Linked DNA regions of Homo sapiens: all the other regions are linked to region 1. The links are chromatin loops, found by intact Hi-C in ENCODE. Cell type or tissue: OCI-LY7. All regions are shown on one strand.

The links. A loop is a pair of places that touch in the nucleus more often than their neighbours do. Peaks named below come from ENCODE experiments on the same cell type or tissue, not always from the same donor. Only the 100,000 strongest peaks of a DNase experiment are listed, where the experiment ranks them.
Region 2: it touches region 1 in a loop (3-fold over the local background); 2 of 110 quality-filtered maps call a loop at or near these places.
Region 3: a loop joins it to region 1, with 2.2 times the contacts of the local background. A loop is called at or near these places in 48 of 110 quality-filtered maps.
Region 4: a loop joins it to region 1, with 5 times the contacts of the local background. A loop is called at or near these places in 4 of 110 quality-filtered maps.

Annotation. Positions count from the first base shown.
Region 1 is chr9:33,923,148-33,927,147 of GRCh38, reverse strand. It overlaps UBAP2 (ubiquitin associated protein 2), which reads left to right. Exons shown (of 29, transcript NM_001370062.2): 21 at 68-159; 22 at 484-531; 23 at 2,864-2,942; 24 at 3,148-3,353; 25 at 3,670-3,769; 26 at 3,855-3,962. Among named protein-coding and RNA genes, the nearest start is that of SNORD121B, 9.2 kb to the left of the region's middle. RefSeq lists an enhancer at 1,793-2,032. In OCI-LY7, CTCF peaks have their summits at 1,594 and 1,798 (motif pointing left); a DNase peak (open chromatin) is centred at 1,797; H3K27ac peaks cover 636 bases.
Region 2 is chr9:33,621,664-33,625,663 of GRCh38, reverse strand. It overlaps the pseudogene ANXA2P2. Among named protein-coding and RNA genes, the nearest start is that of PTENP1-AS, 54 kb to the left of the region's middle. RefSeq lists an enhancer at 1,098-1,597. In OCI-LY7, CTCF peaks have their summits at 1,329 and 1,530 (motif pointing left); a DNase peak (open chromatin) is centred at 1,483.
Region 3 is chr9:34,072,525-34,076,524 of GRCh38, reverse strand. No RefSeq gene overlaps it. Among named protein-coding and RNA genes, the nearest start is that of UBAP2, 26 kb to the right of the region's middle. In OCI-LY7, a CTCF peak has its summit at 2,156 (motif pointing right); a DNase peak (open chromatin) is centred at 2,114.
Region 4 is chr9:33,736,478-33,740,477 of GRCh38, reverse strand. UBE2R2-AS1 (UBE2R2 antisense RNA 1) reads left to right here. Exons shown (of 5, transcript NR_170204.1): 4 at 2,062-2,190. Among named protein-coding and RNA genes, the nearest start is that of PRSS3, 57 kb to the left of the region's middle. In OCI-LY7, CTCF peaks have their summits at 1,980 and 2,179 (motif pointing left); a DNase peak (open chromatin) is centred at 2,187.

The DNA.
Region 1 (4,000 bases):
AAGCAGCTGAGGACTCTCACTCTTTGTGGTGACCATTTCACTCCATTTGATTTTTCCCTCTATACAGGCAAAGCACCCCCAAACTTACCTCAGGGGGTGCCTCCCCTGCTGCACAACCAGTACCTCGTAGGTCCCGGAGGACTGCTTCCTGCCTACCCGGTGAGTGTATGGCGGAACTCCTGGCCTGCCCAGCTCCCCTGGCCTCGGGGGCTGGCACCTGGCAGGAACCTGGCGTTGGGCCCAGGTTGCCCACCTTGAGCTGCCCTTCCATCCCTGAGCACCCCCGTCTCTGCCCCACTGAGCCCTGGTGGTCTTCTTCCATCTAGACTCCGTGAAGGCAGGATCTGTTCCCGTAACAGCTAATCCAGATCCCATTCCCGGGTGTGTTAGAGCCCCCCAACCTTGTTTTGACTCCTAGATGGACCTGGGCTTCCCAGGGTGTGGTATGTGGTTCCTAAAATACACTTTCTGGTTCTCACACAGATCTATGGCTATGACGAGCTCCAGATGCTGCAGTCACGGCTGCCAGTGGTGAGTGGGGTATGGACTGGTCGGAGCAGAGGGTTCAGAATCTTTTACATGTCCCCCCTCTTATGGTCTTGGCTGCCACACTCTCTGGCCCTTAGGATCCTCTGCCTGAGGAACCTCTCAGCACCACTACTGAGAAAGCTGTTTTCATCTGGCGGTTGTGCCAGGCGTGACCATAGCTTTAGCACAGAGTATCCAGTGCTCATCCCTGGGAAACATGAAGGCCTTTGGGACCTGGGGCCCTGGTAGGCCATGTCCCCTGTTAAATGTTGGTCCTTATCTTCCCTCCTCCATCTTGTTTTCTCTCTCTTTTTTAAAAAGAAAAACCATATGACACAAGACATGGAGGTTGCTTACGTGGCCCTGGAGTTTTATACTGTCTTCCTCTTCCTCAGAGTACCATATAGTGTCTTTGGTCTGAGATGGCCAGTGACTGCTCTTCTGCAATCAGCTGAGTGAGTGGCTTGAGCTGATGGTCTTTAAGGTCTCTTCTGGGTCTGGCCTCCCATCTAGATTTGTGAGAATGCCTGCCCTGGGACGTCCCTGGTGGTTGCAGCCTTACTCTGAGACCAGGGTTGCCTCTTTCTTCTGACCGTTGGTGCCAGAATGCAGTGTGGGCCTTTCCTGGGATAGCCACATGAACAGAACTGTGGGGACAGAGGGGAATAGGCCCGCTCCTTGCCCTGCCCATGGGCAGGACTTCCTCCTGGGAGCCACTGTCTTCTTGCTCTGCCATTTCCCAGGGCACTTGTCAGAGAGTTGCAGGCAGTTTGGACACCACCTCTGCTGGATACAGTCTTTCCTGTTGCTGGAGGAAGAGGCTTTCTCCCTTGTGCAGTGATGCCTTCTTCCCCGTGGGTGTTGCTCCCTTCTCTGCTGCACCACAAAGAGCTGACGGAGCTGCTCTTGTTTCAGAAGAGTAGCCCTTTCCACTGGCTGGCCGTATTTCCAGAAGCAGAGGCCTAGCCTGGGAGCGGAGCGGCTTCTCCCCACTGTGCAAACCAGCAGCCCTTTAATCTGCCGGCCAAAGGCCCAAACTGCAGGAGGTGGTGCTGAGCCCCGGGATTCATTCTGCTTCAGGGGCTCTCCGTGGTCTCCACACTTATTCACAGCACTCTTTTGGCTTTTATCACTTTGTGCCTTAGAGAAAACACCCTCTGGAGCCCACCTTTTGAGATATGTTGCTCTTTCTATCCCTCGGGTTGTTTGTTCACCTCTGCTGCTTGTGAGCCTAGTTCCTGCCTGGAGAATTCTCGTGTTCTGTGAAAGTGCTCCCCCTTCTGGGCTTTCTCTGCTCCCGTCCTCAGTTGTGCAGCTCTGTGTGTTCCCAGCTCTGCCTCTTCCGGGGGTTCTAGGCTGCTATGGGTTTCCGGGAGGTTTCCTGGAGGGTGTGAGTGCCATTCCCAGCCAGGATGGCTCCTTTCTGGGATCGGGCACAGCCCAAGGGCTTTGCCTTTCCTCAGGGGCCAGGTGTGTCCAGGAGTGCGAGGCCCTGGATGGTGAGTGAGGGTCAGGTCAGACCTCCCCTCCTCCACGAAGCTCCACTGTGCTTTGCCGTCTCTGTCTCCACACTTTGTTGTATCTGCCATACTTCCCCCAAGTCCTGGGCCAGGGGTGTCCAATGTTTTGGCTTCCTTGGGCCACATTGAAAGAATAATTGTCTTGGGCCACACATAAAATACACTAACATTAAAGATAGCTGATGAGCTTAAAAAAATTGCAAACAAATTTCATGTTTTAAGAAAGACGAATTTGTGTTGGGCCACATTCAAAGCTGTCATGGGCCGTGGGTTGGACAAGCTTGTCCTAGGCCATGTCAGTGTTTTGAGAGCAGTGTAGGTGGTGACAGGCCAGTTCTGGGCTTCACCTGGGGTCCTGCTTATTCCCGTGCCTACCTGGCACTGCCCCCTGTCCCCCCTTAAACCTTTCAGGCCCCTGCACTTCTGTTGCCTCCTTTTTCAGGTCTGCTCTGTTTAGTCAGCTTTCCTAGCTGCTCTAGTCTCTCACACAGAAAAGCCAGCGAAGTTGGTTCAGCCCGAGGCATTCACACAAGCACCTGCCTGTGGTGTCAAATGGATGTGTGAGGCTTGGTCTCCAGCAGCTCTGCCTGGTGAAGCTGCAGGGTTGGCCGGTCTGTGTGCTTATGTGTTAGGCAGGCCGCCTAGTTGCACACTCTTCCGAGGGGCACCATTTACTTGGCGTTCCCTGGGACTGCTGGCTCTCAGGCATGGAGTCTGTTTCAGGAGTGTGGCGTCACCACTTCCATGTGCTGGTTCTGCTCTCCTGGGAGTCAAGCAGGGCCAGTCGCTGATCAAGCCTCCCTGGTCTCTCCTAGGACTACTATGGAATTCCCTTTGCTGCACCCACAGCGCTTGCCAGCCGAGATGGGAGCCTAGCTAATAATCCATATCCAGGTGAGTTTGCTCAATGGATGAGGAGTAGCCCGGGGCCGGCCTAGCGCGAACTCCAGGAGCTGGGAAGCAGCAACAGCAAGCTGAGAGAGGCCTCTTAGTAGCCTGTGCTGAGCTGGCAGCCAGACCTGTTCCTGTTTGCAGAAGCCAGTGTGGCCTTTCTCTGGTTGGAGGAAGGGCAGTGGCTGGAGTCAGTGCTCTTTCCTAGGTGATGTCACAAAGTTTGGCCGTGGGGACTCTGCATCCCCTGCACCCGCTACCACACCAGCTCAGCCACAGCAGAGCCAATCACAGACCCACCACACAGCCCAGCAGCCCTTCGTGAATCCTGCACTGCCACCTGGCTATAGCTACACTGGTCTTCCCTACTACACAGGCATGCCCAGTGCCTTCCAGTATGGCCCCACCATGTTTGTGAGTATTTCAGAGGGTGTGACTGTGTCTCCTGGCCTTGGGTTGCTGGCAGGTGGAAACCTGGGACCTATCTTCCAGCAGGGAGGGAGGGTTGTGATTCCACTCCGTCTTACCTGGTCTTCAGAAACTGTTCAGGCTGGGGACAAGGTCACTTTTCCCCTGCTGTGTTTAGATCCAGCATGTGTTGCACTAATGAAAACACAGGTCCCCTGTGGTTGTGGGTATGTCACCTGCTGCCTTAGGCTCTGGCAGGGGTACCTGACCAGCCTCAGCTTGCCTCTTCCTACACTAATACCTCATCTGCTTGCCCCCCCAGGTCCCTCCAGCCTCAGCCAAGCAACATGGGGTGAACCTCAGCACTCCCACACCTCCCTTCCAGCAGGCCAGTGGTTATGGCCAGCACGGCTACAGTACAGGTGAGGGGTACTTCCCAGACAGAGACACATGGGGTTAGACAGGCTTGCCTGGCTCACACTTGCCTCTTGTACCCTGCCACGCTAGGTTATGACGACCTGACCCAGGGGACAGCAGCAGGAGACTACTCCAAAGGTGGCTATGCTGGATCATCGCAGGCACCAAACAAGTCTGCAGGTTCTGGGCCTGGCAAAGGTAGTGTTTACCTCTCCTTTCCAGGATAAGGCCTGGAG
Region 2 (4,000 bases), 300 kb after region 1:
GTTTTTGGTAGAGACGGGGTTTCACCATGTTGGCCAGGCTGGTCTTGAACTCCTGACCTCAGGTGATCCGCCCACCTCGGCCTCCCAAAGTGCTGGGATTACAGGCGTGAGCCACCGCGCCCCTTACATTTATTTATTTATTTAGAGACAGAGTCTAGCTCTGTTGCCCAGGCTGGAGTGCAGTGGCATGATCTCGGCTCACTGTAACCTCTGCCTTCCGGGTTCAAGCCATTCTCCTGCCTCAGCCTCCGGACTAGCTGGGACTACAGGCGAGCGCCACCACGCCCGGCTAAACTTTTGTATGTTTAGTAGACCTGTTAGCTGGAAGCATGGTGAGCACCATTTCTGGACGCTCAGGCTGTGTCGGGCTTCAGTCGTCTCCACCACACAGGTACAGCAGCGCTTTCTGGTAGTCGCCCTTAGTGTCTTGCTGGATGTAATAGTACAGGGACTTGCCGTACTTTCTCTTGAATTCAGACCTAATTTTCAACATGTCCACTTCACTGCGGGAGACCATGATTCTGATCAGGACCTTATCTCGCGTCCCCTTGCCCTTCATGGAGTCGTACAGCTGATCAGCAAAATACAAGGGCTTGTTCTGAATGCGCTGGACCAGGTTCAGGAAAGCATTTTCCAGGTCTCCTTTAACCTCTTTCCTGATGCTTTCCAACATGTCATAAGGGCTGTAACTCTTGTACCTATCAAATACTTTCTGGAGGTGGGGCACGCTCCGCTCGGTCATGATGCTGATCCACTTGGGAACATCAGTTCCTTTCCTCTTCACTCCAGCGTCATAGAGATCCTGGGCATCTTGGTCAATCAGTTCATAATCAATGACAGAGCCATCCTCTGCTCTTCTACCCTTTGCCAGGGCAACCATCAGCTTGCGGAAGTCACCAGATGTGTCCGAAATAATGTCCTTCTCCAGATCAGTCTTGTACATTTCCTTGTAGACTCTGTTAATTTCCTGCAGCTCCTGGTTGGTTCTGGAGCAGATGATCTCAATGAGAGAGTCCTCGTCGGTTCCTAGCCCCTTCATGGAAGCTTTTAGCTCAGAAGCGTCATACTGAGCAGGTGTCTTCAATAGGCCCAAAATCACCGTCTCCAGGTGGCCAGATAAGGCTGACTTCAGTGCTGATGCAAGTTCCTTTTTGGTCCTTCTCTGGTAGGAGAAGACAATATCCTGTCTCTGTGCATTGTCGCGGTTGGTCACAATGTTGACAATGGTGACCTCATCCACACCTTTGGTCTTGATGGCTGTTTCAATGTTCAAAGCATCCCGCTCAGCATCAAAGTTAGTGTAGGCTTTGACAGACCCATATGCACTTGGGGGTGTAGAGTGATCACCCTCCAAGCTGAGCTTGCACAGGATTTCGTGAACAGTAGACATTTTGAAGGAAGCTGGGCCGTGCGCCGAGAGCTGAGAGCGTCCCCAAATGCTGAACACAGGTGAAGCTCTTGAGTCCGCACTTGATGAGCAGCAGATATTTTACAGAAAGATCCACATCACCCTCTAGTGGTCAAAGGGGCGAATTCATCCGATGCCCGCTGAGCTCTGCCTCGGCCTGCCTGGGTGGGGAGTGGCCCGCCCCGCAGCGAGGCAGCAGGGAGGCATCCCAAGTATCAGAGCGGAATTAAGAAAAAAGCAGCACTTGGTGTGGTACCAGGCACGTACTCCACAGCATTATTACTAGCAATTACTTACACAATTACTCAGCCATTAGTCTAATGCCGATGGTGGTTTATCAGTGCATTTTGCCTCCCTCAACCTTTTATAGTCCCCCAAGGCAGGTGTGCTGCCTAAATCTCTATCCTATGTTCTCTGCTTTTTTCATTGTAAACTCTATATCAAGGGATTGGAGGCACTTTCATTCTTCCAGTGATGCTAAATGTCCCAAAGGTGTACTTCTTATCCAGATCCATTTTCTGAGTCCATGACTTGTACATCCAACTGCTCCCTGCATATTCTTGTTTAGATTACTGTCCCAAAGGCACTCCCAATCTCAAAGTAAATCTTGATCTTCTTCCCACTTGGTCCTCCTTATTTGTCTGTCTGTCGCAGTCTCTTAATCACCACCCCCCACCCCCTGCATATTGCTGCTCATGTCTAATCAATTGCCAAGTCCTTTGATTTTCTTCCTTTTAAATGTCTCATTTTCCCCATATTTCTAACACCATCATCATTATCCCAGCTAAACTACTGCTTGCCTGAGCTAACTTTTTTCTCCGCATCAACTCTGTCCACACTGCTGGAGGGTGGCAGCATAAGCCCCCAACCCTCCGCCCAAAATATGCCACTTTGGCATAAGGATTATTTTGAGCTAGAGTCATTAAAGACAATAGCAGGTATAAGAGTACTCTGACCCTTCCCCTTTTCTTCTTGAAAAATGGAATAAGCCTCCCATATAAAAGATGTCTTATCTATACCAGAAAGAAAGAACATTCTTAACATGAAGGGTAGGAGGGGATGATGTTGAGGCCAAGGAATCTATACCAAAAAAGCTTGTTAAACTAACCCTCACCTTCCTAGTCACTTTGCCATTCAACCAGCAACCCTAGCCCAAGCCCCTTTTTCACCTTTCCACAATGTATGACTCTTTGCCCAACTGAGTATATGAGTATTGAATTCTAACTGCATATTCAGGTCTTCCTTTAATTATGGGGCCTTTCATGTGATGTAAAACTTATATTAAATACATGTGTATGCTTTCCTCCTGTTAATCTGTTCCATTCTCAGGCCCAGCCGAAAAACCCTAAGAGGGAAGAGGTAACATTTTGTCTTCCCTGCACAGTCCATTATTTCTTCACTTTGTGACCAGGGTGATTAAATACACAGATACACAGCCACGAATCTGATTACTACAGAAGTCAAATGTTGAAAACCTCAGTGTCTCCTGTTAAGCTTTATGTTGAATTCTGTATAATTTACCTTGACCAGTAAGGTTCTGAGTGGTCTGATGCCTTCCTGCCTTCTTCAAGTTTGCCCTGTACTCACCGACCTCCCCCCAGCTCCTGCCATGCTGCTGACTTCTTTTCTGTCATTAAACACACCAATTTCTTTCCTGATTAAAACATTTTGCATTGGTTCTTTAATCTTTCTTAAATGCCCTCGAATTCATTATCCCTCGTCCCACTTAATTAACTCTAGCTCATCTCGATGTAAGGTATTTAGGAATAATATTTAAAATTTCTTCCCATACCTTTTATTAAAAGGAGGATAACCATTAAATATACAATATCAGGGGCTTCAGACTCTCCAGGGAGTATTTCATCAATAATTACTTTCCAGAAATGCAACATAGTTCATTTTTTTAGGATAAAAGAGTCTTAACTGGTTTCCAAAAATGGCACCAGATAGGGGATTACAGATACAAGACACTCACATATTTATGGGTAGTTGAAATTGACTACTGGTCAGTTAATAGGAGTCACACTGCTTTCCACATTCCAGAATGGAAAAACAGCAGCAGGGGTATGAAGCTGTGAAGTAGTTAATCAAATATTCACCTTTGGACACCTGAGATGGTGCATGTACTGTAGCAAATGGGTTGAGACTCCTGGAACCAGCTCCAGAGATTATTTTTGACATTAAGAATGGAGATATCCAAGGATATAGAAGAATTAGAAAACCCTAGCTCCCTCAAAACTTCTGAAATTGGCCAGGTGCAGTGGCTCACGCCTGTAATCCCAGCACTTTGGGAGGCTGAGGTGGGCAGATCACAAGGTCAGGAGATCGAGACCATCCTGGCTAACACGGTGAAACCCCGTCTCTACTAAAAATACAGAAAATTAGCCGGGCGTGGTTGCGGGCGCCTGTAGTCCCAGCTACTCAGGATGCTGAGGCAGGAGAATGGTGTGAACCTGGGAGGCAGAGCTTGCAGTGAGCTGAGATCGTGCCACTGCACTCCAGCCTGGGCGACACGGCGAGACTCCATCTCAAAAAAAACCTCTGAAATTCTCCCCATGGCTTCTCCGTTACTGGGAAACACAGTGCCTCTGT
Region 3 (4,000 bases), 150 kb before region 1:
GAATAGCTGGGATTATAGGCACCCGCCACCACGCCCGGCTAATTTTGTATTTTTATTAGAGATCAGGTTTAACCATGTTGGTCACGCTGGTCTTGAACTCCTGACCTCAGGTGATCCACCTGCCTTGGCCTCCCAGAGTGCTGGGATTACAGGCGTGAGGCACTGAGCCTAGCCATAAAAAGTTTTTTAAATGTACATATATAGCCCACTTTTGAAAGAATGAAGTAGCTGGGCATGGTGGCTCATCCCTGTAATCCCAACACTTTGGAAGGCCAAGGTGCCAGGATCACTTGAGCTCAGGAGTTCAAGACCAGCCTGGGCAACACAGGGAGATCCCATTTCTAAAATTTAAAAAATTAGCCAGGCATGGCCAGGTGCAGTGGCTCACGCCTATAATCCCAGCACTTTGGGAGGCCAAGGTGGGCAGATCACCTAAGGTCAGGAGTACTAGACCAACCTGGCCAACATAACGAAACCCCGTTTCTACTAAAAATACAAAAATTAGCCGAGTGTGGTGGTGTACACCTGTAGTCCCAGCTACTTAGGAGGCTGAGGCAGGAGAATCGCTTGAACCCAGGAGGCGGAGGTTGCAGTGAGCTGAGATCGCACTACTGCATTCCAGCCTGGGCGACAGAGTGAGACTGTCTAAAAAAAAATAAAAAAACAATAAAAAAAAGATTAGCCAGGCATGGTGGTGCACACCTGTGGGCCCAGCTATTTGGGAGGCTGAGATGGGAGGATCACTTGAGCCTGTGAGGTCAAGGGTGCAAGTGAGCCAAGATTGCACCATTGCACTCCAGCCTGGGTGACAGAGCAAGAATCTGTCTCAAAAAATAAAAATAAATAAAAGCATAAGCTTGTCCTTTTGACATTTTGGGCTGGATGATTTAAAAAAAAGAAAAGGGCTGGGCGCAGTGGCTCACGCCTGTAATCCCAGCACTTTGGGAGGCCGAGGCGGGTGGATCACGAGGTCAGGAAATTGAGACCATCCTAGCTAACACAGTGAAACCCTGTCTCTACTAAAAGTACAAAAAATTAGCCAGGCGTGGTGGTGGGCGCCTGTAGTCCCAACTACTCGGGAGGCTGAGGCAGGAGAATGGCATGAACCCGGGAGGCGGAGCTTGCAGTGAGCCGAGATCGCGCCACTGCACTCCAGCCTGGGTAACAGAGCAAGACTCCGTCTCAAAAAAAATAAAAATAAAAATAATTAAAAAAAGAAAGAATGAGGCTGGGCACGGTGGCTCACGCCTGTAATCCCAGCACTTTGGGAGGCCAAGGCGGGCCGATCACGAGGTCAGGAGATCGAGACCATCCTGGCTAACACAGTGAAACCCTGTCTCTACTAAAAGTACAAAAAATTAGCCAGGCGTGGTGGTGGGCGCCTGTAGTCCCAGCTGCTCGGGAGGCTGAGGCAGGAGAATGGCATGAACCCGGGAGGCAGAGCTTGCAGTGAGCCGAGATCGCGCCACTGCACTCCAGCCTGGGTAACAGAGCAAGACTCCGTCTCAAAAAAATAAAAATAAAAATAATAATAAAAAAAAAAGAATGAGGCTGGGCGCGGTGGCTCACGCCTGTAATCCCAGCACTTTGGGAGGCTGAGGCGGGCAGATCACGAGGTCAGGAGATCGAGACCATCCTGGCTAACACAGTGTAACCCCGTCTCTACTAAAAAATACAAAAATTTAGCCGGGCGTGGTGGCGGGCGCCTGTAGTCCCAGCTACTCGGGAGGCTGAGGCAGGAGAATGGCGTGAACCCGGGAGGCGGAGCTTGCAGTGAGCCGAGATCACGCCACTGCACTCCAGCCTGGGCGACAGAGCGAGACTCCGTCTCAAAAAAAAAAAAAAAAAAAAAAAAAAAAAAAAAAAGAGGTAAAGCTATAGGTACTGACATACAATGATTGTTAAGATATATTGTTAAATGACGAAATAATTACAAACCAGCTTACCAACTTCCCATGTCAAAATCTTTCAAGATGTAGTTCAGGTTCCAACTCTTCTAGAAAGCCTTCCACGGTCACATCTCTCCTTAGGGAGCCCTGCCTTCTAAAGGCTTTCCAAGCACAGGCAGGTACAAGATTGGAGAGCCCCAGAGTCTTATGGGAGATTTGGGGCCAATGAATCCATCATATACCCAGTAGGGGGAGCCAGAGCTTAGCTCCTCGCTTCTGGAGATCCCTCTCCTGCATAAATTCCACATGGAGTGTGGAGAAAACAAAGATATGCACAAAAATGTCTTTTAAAGGGACTGCGGAGAGAGGAAGGTAGCTGTAGTGTGAAAGAGTTTTTTGTTTTTGTTTTGAGACAGGGTCTTGCTGTGTTGCCCAGGCTGGAGTGGAGTGGCCCCATCTTGGCTCACTGCAGCCTCAACCTCCTGGTCACTCAAGCAATCCTCCCACCTCAGCCTCCTGAGTAGCTGGGACTACAGGCATGCACTACCCTGCATGGCTAATTTTTTTTTTTTTTTTTTTAGAGACAGGATTTTCTTTATTGCTCAGGCTGGTCTCAAACTCGAAGGAGTTTTTGGGGTTTTATTTCACTTTATTGAGGTTTTCAGAGTAGCAATCCTTGAATCAAGCTTCCCTCTGCATTTATCTGCAGATTTGATTTACAAAGATGTGAGCATACAGCTTCTCAGAAGTGTGTGTGTTTTGTTTAAAGCCAAATAGATCTTATTGTGGAAGGAATGGAATGTTGCCACTGGATCACTGGATCACCAAATTCAATAAATTGAGGTGGGGTGCGGTGGCTCATACCTAACCTCAGCGCTTTGGGAGATTGAGGTAGGAGGATTGCTTGAGGCCAGGAGCTCAAGACCAGCCTAGTCAACATACCAAGACCTCATCTCTATTAAAAAAAGAATTTAAAAATCACTACAAGTGGCACGTACCTGTAGTCCCAGCTACTTAGGAGGCTGAGATGGGAGGATCGCTTGAGCACAAGAAGTTTGGGGCTGTAGTTAGCTATGATTGCACCACTGCACTTCAGCCTGGATGACAGAGCCAGATCCTATCTGAAATAAATAAATAGAGCATTGGAGGAGTTAGGTAGGAGGCAGCTTAGAGAAAGAGCACTGGATCTGAGGTTGAAGCTCCCAGTTAAATCCTGTTTCTAATCATTAACCAGCTTTTGACTGCAGGCAGGTAACTAAATCTCTTGGCTGACTGTGAACTTCTGCAACATAAAACGTGACGGTGTTTACAGAGCACAGCTGTAAAGCATTCTTAGGGCTCCCTGAGTCATCGGCTGAGCTCTTACAGTCCAGGAGAGATGGCAGAACTCCCTCACTTAAAGTCAGGCCAAATAATTTTGACTCTGAAGCACCAGAAACAGGGGGAGGTAACTTTTACACCAAGCTCCAAGCCCTCAAGCCTCCAGCCAGGCCTTTACCCAATCCTGAACCATTAACCTCTGTACTCCCCCTGGTTGTAGCCTACCCTATATAACCACAGTGAGGCAAGACACCCAGCCATATTGCCTGCATGAGGAATAAGCCATGTGTGGCCTTTCCCCGGGACTCAGGGGACCTGAGCAACCTGGAGGAAGAAACTGAAACCTGGGCTCTCAGATATTGCTGGGAGGCAGCTTCTCAGAGAACACCGGGAGCTCTGCTAGGATCTGAGCTGACACAGTTGGATGGAGGCCCCAAGAAACAGGCATTGGTGCTCTTTGGAGATGTCCTTTCAGGCAGAAGTAGCCACTATGCTGACCAAGAAAGAGGTGACTTGAGTGTTAGCTTTGCCCCACAGGCACGGTCTCAGCTCCTAAAAGTCCAGTTTGGCTCTATCTGTATTTGAAGGAAGGTGTCGACTTGTGTTTTCCTTGAGATCTCTCCCCTCCTCAGGTCTCTTTCTTACCATCAGTAGCCAGCTGTGGCTACAGCTGAGGACAGGAATTTTCTGCAGGGGCTATTCAGCAGGGCATGTCAGGGCCTGCAGGAACTGGTTTAACTTGCTTCTGAGAGTCTTGACTCTGCCTCAGACTCCTTTGGCTTTAGGGTAGG
Region 4 (4,000 bases), 190 kb after region 1:
TTCAAGTATTATTTTCCTCCCCTCTTCTGGATACTCCAGTTATGTATATGTTAGGCTACTTGATATTGTCCCACAACTTATTGATGCTTTGTTTAGTTTTCTTCTGGCTTATATTTTCTCTCAATGTTTAATTTGCATAGTTCCTATTGCTATATCTTCAAATTCACAAATCTTTTCTCCTGTAGCATTTAATCTGCTGTTAATCCTGCCAATGTATTTTTCAGCTTAGTTATTGTATTTTTCATTTCTAGAAGTTTAGTTAGGCATTTCATTTTTCTCCCGACTATACTCATGCTTTCTTGTACTTCTTGAACATATGGAGTGAATTTATAATTCTTGTTTTGATGTCCTTGCCTACAAATTCTAACATCTGAGTCATATATAGGTCTATGTTTATAGAATGATTTTTTTTTTTCTGGTACTGGGTCTTATGTTCCTGCTTATTTGCATACTAGGTAATATTTTATTGAATGCCAGACATTGTACACATTATGTTATTGGGTGCTGGATTTCTAAACATCCCTTTAGGTACTTTACTTTTACACTGAGGGCTAATTTGGCCCCACTGAGGCAATTTGCTTTTGAGAACTGTACCCAATGCCCCACCGTATTAGGAGATCTTCCCAAACCGGCTAGGGAAAACACTATTTCTGGTCCTGTGTGAACTCCTGAAATTGTTCTGCCTACTCTTCTCTGCTGTTCTTTCCCCAGCCTCAGTAGTCTCCTTACACAAGCACATAGCAGTACTCAGCCCAAGTCTTGAGGGACTGCTCTGAAGATCTCTGGAACCCTCACTCTCTGCAGTACTTTTTCTCTGATACTTTGCCTCACAGATTTTTCTCATTTTGCCCTGCTGGAACTCTGAACTTTGTCTCCTTAATCAGTGAGACTGTTGGACTCCTGTTTTGGTTTCTTTTTTCTGTGATCAGCCTGGAAATTCTCCAGGCAGTGAGCTGGGGGTACTTGCAGGCTCATCTCACTTGTCTTTCTCTCAGGGATCACAGTCTTGCACTGCCTGTTGTCCAATGTCTGAAAACTTTCACTTGATATATTTTGTCCAGCTTTTAGTTGTGCAAGGAGGGAAGGTACTTCTAGTCTCTATTATTCCATCATGATTAAAAATAGAATTCTGTTTTGGTAAACAGTTTTCGTCTTGTTTAGGTAGCTTCTGTCTATTCCTATGTTAGTTAAACTTTTTATTAGAATGCTGTTAAATATTAGAGAAACACCTTTATACATTAATTCATAAAATCATGTGGGCTTTCTTCTTTATAAATGTAATGATTTGTGTAGATAGGATTCCTATTGTTGGATAACTTTTGCATTTCTGGAAGGAATCCTCATTGGTCAAGTATTTTACATTATTAAAAACAGTAACAAAATGACTGACATGATGGTAAGTCCCTGGATGACTGGTATGTCACCTTAAGAGCTGCCTGTCTGGATTGGCAACATCCCAAGGGATTCATCACAAAGATTGGCCTGCTGGAACTTAAGCAGCAAAATGAATTTTTTTTCTAATAGAGCTGTTAAAAATTCTGATGGGCTCTTTGACAATTTAAAGGATTCTTTTTTACATTTGGAAGCATCTTTTCATTTTTTAGACTGATTGAAGTTGTCCCACAATGCCCTGATGCTCTTCTCGTTTCTTTTCATTTTTTTTTTTCTCTTTGTATTTCAATTTGGATGGCTTTTATTGCTGTCTTTAAGTTCACAAATCTTTTCTTCTTAGTGTCTAATCTGCTGTTAATCTCATCCAATGTGTTTTCATGTTAGACATTATAGTTTTAATTTCAGAAGTTCAATTTGGGTATTTAAAAAACATCTTCTATAGATCTACCAACACGTTCAGTCTTCTAAATTTTTGATACAATTATATATCAATTACATATATATATACACTATATATCATATAGGATACAATTATAATAACTATTTCCACTAATTCTATAGTCTGTGTCATTTCTGGGTTGTTTTTCATGTTTTTTTCCTTTATATTAAGGGTCATATTTTCCTGTTTTTTTTTTTTTTTTTTTTTTATGCCTGGTAATTTTTTGTTAGATGCAAGACATTGTGATTTTGACCTTGTTGGATGCTGCACCTAAAGGTGGATGGAAGAGGAAGAGTCTTGGGGGCTACCATCCTGGCTGGAGAAGCTGGCACGAGGCTCCCTCTTGTGGATGCAGCAAGGTAAGAAAGTAAAGTGGATGTTCTCTTTTGGAGCAAGCGGCCTCCAGCTCTGCCTGTAGACTGAAACATGCACTTGCATGCTGTGGCTTAGCTGAGGGCTTGTAGCTCAGGACAGAAGCGCTGATGGTGACAAGAGCAGGGGAGTGATACGGGAGAGGTACAGCCCCAGCCCCAGGACACAGCAGATCTCAATATTGGGAAGCAAGGAGTTCAGTATCAGTAAAGTGAGCCATAAGAGAGAAAGGAAAGCAGCTTTGTAGACAGAGGTGGAACCAATTGAAGGGAAGAGGGGAGCTCCTTGCAAAGAACATTGCAGGTAGCGTCTAGAGGCTGTGGGGATCATTCTCAGGCCATCCAAGAACTCTGAGAAGATTTGGGGGAAGCTGGAATTTCACTGTGGTTGCTAGGATGGGCTCAAGCCAGAGGCTATTTTTATTTAAATGCCATTATTTTTGTTTTTATTTTTTGATATTAACCCTGTCAGGTTAGTGAGCCTAGAGAATACCTGTTATAAATGAAATATAATTCTGAAATGTTAATGTGTGGAAGGAACAAGTAAGGCTTGAGAAATATAACCTGGGCATATAATGATGCTAGAGAACTTACAATCTTTGCCTGAAAGTTTTGGATGCACAAAAGTCTGTTATTTTATTTATTTACTTAGTTCTTACTGAGATTGAGACAGTCTTACTGTATAATGCCTAAAGATCTCATGTAAGAGTGATACTAGCTGTTTTTCCCTATTAGTTTCTTTTTCTTTTCTTTCTTTCTTTTTTTTTTTTTTTTTTTGACACAGTCTCACTCTGTCGGCCAGGCTGGAGTGCAGTGGCACGATCTCGGCTCATTGCAACTTCTGCCTCCCGGGTTCATGCCATTCTCCTGCCTCAGCCTCCTGAGTAGCTGGGACTACAGGTGTGTGCCACCACGCCTGGCTAATTTTTGTATTTTTAGTAGAGACAGGGTTTCATCATGTTGGCCAGGCTGGTCTCAAACTCCTGACCTCAGGTAATCCACCCGCCTTGGCCTCCCAAAGTGCTGGGATTACAGACGTGAGCCACCATGCCCAGCCTAGATTCTTTTTTTTAAAAAAATTATTTTATTTCCATAGGTTATTGGGGAGCAGGTGGTGTTTTGTTACATGAGTAAGATCTTTCTTTTTTTCTTTTTTGAGACGGAGTCTTGCTCTGTCGCCCAGGCTGGAGTGCAGTGGCGCGATCTCGGCTCACTGCCAGCTCCGCGTCCCGGGTTCATGCCATTCTCCTGCCTCAGCCTCCTGAGTAGCTGGGACTACAGGGGCCCACCACCACACCCAGCTAATTTTTTGTATTTCTAGTAGAGATGGGTTTCATCATGTTAGCCAGGATGGTCTCGATCTCCTGACCTCGTGATCCACCTGCCTCGGTCTCCCAAAGTGTTGGGATTACAGGCATGAGCCACTGCGCCCAGCCACATGAGTAAGATCTTTAGTGGTGATTTGTGAGATTTTGGTGCACACATCACCCGAGCAGTATACACTGCACCCAAATTGTAGTCTTTTATCCATCACTCCCTTCCCACCCTTTCTCCCTGAGTCCCCAAAGTCCACTGTGTCATTCTTATGTCTCTGTATCCTCATAGCTTAGCTCCCACATATGATTGAGAACATACAATGTTTGCTTTTCCATTCCTGAGTTATTTCACTTAGAATAATGGTCTCCGATCTCATCCAGGTTGCTGTGAATGCCATTAATTCATTCCTGTTTATGGCTGAGTAGTATTCCATCGTATATGTATACTGCAGTTTCTTTATCCACTCATTGATTGATGGGCA